2 separate regions of the Mus musculus genome follow, and region 1 is linked to region 2. Evidence: chromatin loops called from intact Hi-C (ENCODE). Cell type or tissue: heart. All regions are shown on one strand. Links, peaks and the distances in the headings refer to the core of each region. The heading gives the core; the rest is flanking DNA.

What was found. Hi-C counts contacts between places; a loop is a spot of excess contacts. Peaks named below come from ENCODE experiments on the same cell type or tissue, not always from the same donor. Only the 100,000 strongest peaks of a DNase experiment are listed, where the experiment ranks them.
Region 1: a loop joins it to region 2, with 2.5 times the contacts of the local background. A loop is called at or near these places in 3 of 42 quality-filtered maps.

What each region holds. Positions count from the first base shown.
Region 1 is chr4:8,645,917-8,648,831 of GRCm38, forward strand. It overlaps Gm8273 (predicted gene 8273), which reads right to left and starts at 1,541. Exons shown (of 1, transcript NR_168732.1): 1 at 1,047-1,541. In heart, for the core only: no CTCF peak of the experiment used is centred there; DNase peaks (open chromatin) are centred at 1,285, 1,615 and 2,545; H3K4me3 peaks cover 2,172 bases; H3K27ac peaks cover 1,954 bases.
Region 2 is chr4:8,596,910-8,599,824 of GRCm38, forward strand. All of the region lies in intron 6 of Rab2a (RAB2A, member RAS oncogene family), which reads left to right. Among named protein-coding and RNA genes, the nearest start is that of Gm42253, 46 kb to the right of the region's middle. In heart, for the core only: a CTCF peak has its summit at 1,700 (motif pointing right); no DNase peak of the experiment used is centred there.

The sequences.
Region 1 (2,915 bases), core at 160-2,659, 49 kb after region 2:
CATGAAGCTAAAACACCATTTCATACAAGCCTGTTTTAACTTCAGAGTAATTTTCCTCTATCCAGTTTCTTGATAAGCAAATACTGAATTTATCCTAAGTTCTCTGAACATTTTCCATTTATTCATATCTTATTTCCTGTGTTTCTCTTTTTCTTCATTGTCTTTTCACTCCTTCATTTTAAATAAAATCTACTACTTTGATACTTGGAGTAAAAATAGAAAAAGTAGTCACTTTTATTAATTTATGAAGTTAGGAGGCACAGTGTCAAGTTTCATTATCGCATTTCATACAGACATACCATACCTTGTTATTAGTCAGTGTTCTATCTAAACTATTCTTTTGTTTTGTTTTGTTTTTTGTTTTTTTCGAGACAGGGTTTCTCTGTGTAGCCCTGGCTGTCCTGACACTCACTCTGTAGACCAGGCTGGCCTCGAACTCAGAAATCTGCCTGCCTCTGCCTCCTGAGTGCTGGGATTAAAGGCGTGCACCACCACGCCCGGCCCTAAACTATTCTTTATCTTATTGTTCCAGCACCTAGGAGACGTCTTTAGGGTAAAAGAAAATCCTTTCACTTTGCTCAGAAACGGGGCTACTCTTCAAGCTTCGGTACTTTCTAATTTCCCTTTATTCCAATATTGGACTTAAATGATTAGAAACACGATTAAAACAAATTCCATATAAATTTTTTCAAAAACAATACAATAAGTGTCATTTCAAGGGTTTTTTTGAAAAGTCTCACCTGTTCTAAGGATTTCAGACACAAAAGGACATCTTAAAATTTTAAATCTAGAATCAGAATCAAGGTATTTTAACAGTATAAACAAACTCGGAAAGCTATTCGGTCTCATTTCAATTTTACCCACGTAGAAAACAAGCATTAAGAAATAAACCTTCTTCTATATCTACACCACACACACACACGCACACACTTTTTTTAATAGACTAGTTAATTTTGCTTAATTAAACGAACTGTCACAGGTTCTAATTAACCTTAAAGACAAAACGAGTTGTTTTTACAAGTTGGCCCTTGTGAAATCCCTTAATATCCATTTTAAAAGAAATCTTTAATGTCGAACACAACAATTTTATTTTTCCTGTTGAGGACCGTATAATTTTTAAACCGCACCTCGACGCCATCGCCCCTATCCGCGATCTCAAACAACTTAGCGTTCCCTTTCTAGGGTCCCCGATCGCCAGGCCCGGGCCGTCCAGTGCAGGGCCTCGCCCGCACCATTTTGACCCGGCAAAGGCGGAACCTACGACGTGCAGCATTCTGGACGCCTCCGCCAATCACAGGGACCGGCCGGCTGCGGAAGCCGGGCCTCCTCAGGCTGCCCGGGCCGCCCGCTCGCTCGGAGCGCACGTCGCGGCGGCTGCGCGGCACTGGCCCTTTAAGCCCGCGACATCCGGGCACCGCGGGCGGCGGCCTCGACCAGAGCCCGGAGGTCCGCGAGGCGGGCGGCGAAGGCAGGAGGGCTCTCGGGACGCAGCCTCGCCTGAGGCAGGTCAAGGACGCCCGAACGAGGGTCGCGGACGCTTCCCCGCGGGGCCGCGCCGCGCGTGTCCGCACCGCTTCCTGCGCGCGCCCTGGGGCGGGGCTATGCGAAGCTAGCCAATCAGCGATGGGCATCCTGGATCCGCCCCCCCCGAGCCCTGGGGAGGGCGGGGCCGTGGGAAGGGCGGGGCGTGGGGGACCTGCTAGCGGAGGTGGGGAATGGGCTGGGAGGAGCCAGTGGTGCGGGCCCGGGCTGCGGGTGCTGTCTCAGTCCGCGGCTTAGCAAACCTGGGGCACCGGCCGTGTTCTTAAGCGATTCCCCAGAACCTTCCACGGGCAAAAATCGGGAAAGTTTGCACTCACTGGTAGAGTACGACTATCTTCAGTTTCAGTGTTTTGAAAGTGGATGCATAGTTTGAATGCGGTATTTATTAAAATTGCAAGTTGGTCACTCAACTGTTTAAATACTGGAATTGGAAGAAACAAGCGCGATACTTTTTTAAAGCAAACACGTTTCTATGATATAGTCTTCTCGGGGGTCGGGGATCTATTTGATCAAGATTCTGTGTCAACTGTTCGATGCTCTGAGTTGGTTTGTGGGCACCACAGGCGTGTTAGCGGAAGATTATTTCTAGGACTCACGGTGACCAACTCCTACCCCAAAAATCTCATTTCTCGTCCCTCAACGAGAACGCTGGAGCCCCTACCTATCTATCTCACTGCTGGTCTTGGGTTCCGAGTATTTTTGAAGAAAAAGAAAATAAATATTGTTCGGCTGTGCAGGCGACTCTGCATCCTCTCGCCGATCTTGTCCCACTAGCCGTGCGCCCTCCTGCTTCCAGACCACCTCTGTTCTGAAACCCAGGCGATTTCACTTGGAGGCTGAACATCTCTTTCACATGGAGCTCAGCACCGATCCTCAGACCTAGTTTCATATCTCAGCCATGACATCTCTACTTGGTCATCAGCCCCTCAAGCCAACTCATCCAGCCCCAGAATCCGTTTTCGTCTGCTCTTCCGCTCAGGGCTCCCTCCGGTTCGGTGCGCGCGCCCGGCGTTTCCACCCGGATCCCCGCTGTTACCTGCTCACTGCGCGTGTCCCACGCTTCAACCCTTCCCCCACCACTACAGTGGACTAAATGGGTGGTGCTCCTTTTAATCCGATCACTTCCCTCCCGTTTAAAATCTTTTAAAGGAATCGTTGTGGCCCTCAGGATAAAAAATACCTTCTAAAAAAATCCACTCAGTGCTCTGTCTGCTGGGTTTTTAGTGCCAGGTTCGATCCTAACCTTTACCCTGTTGTACTCAGTTTGACATTGTTTTCAGTTTTCGGTGCGACTCTCCAGGGGCTGCCGCACCTCCCTGTCTCCTGGTCTAGTGTAGTGGCTTCCTTCTCTTCTCCAAAAATGAGGATTAGAG
Region 2 (2,915 bases), core at 313-2,812:
CTTTAGACAGCTGGAATGTGACTGTAAACTACAGGCTTTCTTGTCCTATACACTCTGGTCTGTGTTGAAGTCCTAGAAGAGGACTTTACAAACGGAATTGGAGCATATTGCCAGACTTGGATCATCTATCCCTGGAGGAAAGCTTACTATCATAACTGCCACTTAGCTTCCCTACCTCTGGTTTGGCTATCAGTCTTGGAAACTTTAAAGGTGGTCCATTTTTTTTTAAAAGAATTATTTGCCAGGCATGGTGGCACACGCCTTTAATCCCAGCACTTGGGAGGCAGAGGCAGGTGGATTTCTGAGTTCGAGGCCAGCCTGGTCTACAAAGTGAGTTCCAGGACAGCCAGGGCTACACAGAGAAACCCTGTCTCAAAAAACCAAAAAAAAAAAAAAAAAAAAAAAAAAAAGAAGAAGAAGAAGAAGAAAAAAGAAAGAATTATTTTATGTATATGCGTACACTGTAGCTATCTTCAAACACACCAGAAGAGGGCATCAGAACACATTACACCATGGGTGAGCCACCATGTGGTTGCTGGGAACTCAGGACCTCTGGAAGAGCAGTCAGTGCTCTTAACCACTGAGCTGTCTCTCCAGCCTAGATGGTCCTCTTGAAAGTTGCATCCACTTTGCTAACCAAGGAACATTCATGTGTATCATCACATCCATCTGCAGAGGACATTTATTTATAAGCATGCATATATATAAGACATCAACTACCCAGACTTTTGTACAGCTTTAGAACTTCACCTGCTATCTGTCATGTCATGCACAGCCTGACTTTCTTTCATGTAAATTAAATGTACATGATTTCATCCTGCCCTTCCATTGATAGAGAGAACAGAGGCAGCAGGTCCTCTCCCAGTGAAACAGGAAGCTGAAGAAGTTAAGGCAGATTGACTAGCCTCCATTACTCTTTATTTACCTCATCCCAAAGAGTAGCCCCACCAGCAACACTGCCTTGAGATAGGGATTGAAAGCCACTGTGATCTAAGGCCTCTGGCACTCAAGTACATAGGATCCAGATAAAGTTAGAGAATTTGAATGAGGTCTTTATTTAAGCTCCCTCATACTACAATTTGCTTAGTGTTTTCATAGGTCTTCCCATCAGTTTATACTTGCTTTGTCTCAGTATATATTACTCTTCAGTGCCCACTCTGTGCATGACTTGTAGTTAAGTCTCTTTTTAATGGTTTTAATCAAGATATTTTAATTTTCTGATGAGTATTGACCACGTTCATTACTCTGCAGTATCTTCAGGGCTTGCTGACTTAGGCACCTGTGCGCTTTCTCCTGTAGAGCACTGCATCTCAGGCCACACCCTAGTAAGAGATGCTGCTGGGGTTTGACCCAGAAGAACCTCGTTCCCCTGGAACTGGTGTGCATCTTTCAGAGGCATAACATCATCCCATACCTATAAGCTTTCTTGAAAGGAGTTTAATTGTTCTATTTTTCTAAATATTTTAATTTCTTTCGGGAAACAATGTAAACTATATAAAATACTTAGTGTAGTGGCGTGCCAATAGTAAGCACTTCATAGATTATTGGTTATTTTCGCACAGACAGATTGATACATGTAATTGCTTCCAGAATTTGAGAAGAAAATTAAAGATTTTTGACTACAACACTACAAAGTCATTGTCTTACACAACACCTTCTCTAGCATCTGTTCAATATATTTAAGTGATGTCATGTCTATCTTGCCACCAGGTGGCAGTATGATATGTAAGGAAATCAATGCTAGTCTGCTGTTTTGACTTAAAAGCTGTAAAGCCATAATAAAAAGTGTGCTGCATCATCCCTTCCCCACATCCCTCCAGCGCACTCAGAGTGTCATGTGTGTGTCATGTATGTTGTGTGTTAGGACCCAGTACTGCCCAGCACTCATCTTCCATGAGTTAATGCAGAAAACCCTTTTCTCCTGGCCTACAATATAAGCTCTTGTGCTTAGATTCTCCCAGCCAACTGGTGTTAGTTCAGCAGCAGTGGAAAGTGCGCCCTCTCTTATGGTGTCTACTCATCACTTACTCGGTGCCCTTGTCAGTAATGCACGCAACAGCATCAGGATAGTTAGTACCTGAGCGTTGTTCTTGAATAATACCCCATTTGTAGTGGGTCTGGTGGTGGTGCTTGGTTAGTTGGTTTGTTTTGTCTGTTTGTAGACAGGGTCTCATGTAGTCCAGGGTGGCCTCAAACCCACTGTGAGGCCAAAGCTGGCCTTCAATTCCTGATCCCCCTGCCTCCACCACCCATGTGCTGGGATTATAGACATATCTGCTTTATAAGTGCTGAGGATCAAACCCAGGACCATGTATATGCTAGGTAGGCATGCCCTCTCCTACTCGTGCTATACCACAGCCCTGCATCTGTAACGTTGTTAGATAGAGGTGACTTGGGCTGGCTGGACGGGTGCTTGCACTTTTGCCATGGACCAGTTCCATTCAGATAACTGCTACCAAGGGCTGGAAATCAGTGCCTGAAGTAGAAGGCAAGAAAAGTCATGACAAATAAAGAAAATGAATGTAAAGGACCGACGGTAGCAACTACTCAAAAGATGGTGAAGGAGAAAGACTGGTGATGCAGGATTACAGAGCTAAGACAGAGCAGTGCACAGGAGCAGAACATACCACTTGCTGGCCATAGGGAGTTACCTGTGCTTCACAAACACGTGTCTGCCAGGACATTATTTTACAAAACTTAGGATGAACTACTTTGACATCAGTTTCTTAGAAAATTTTTGCCCTGGGGTAAAAAAAAAAAAAAAAAATGCCTTGTTGCTTGCTCCCTTCCTCTTAGTAAAGCCAAAAAAAGAATTTTCCCTCAAAGATATCTATATAAACTAAACCCAACATTTCAGCTAGGTACTATGGTATACTCTTGTAATCCCAGGGTCTGAAGCAAGGGTCTGAGGTCAG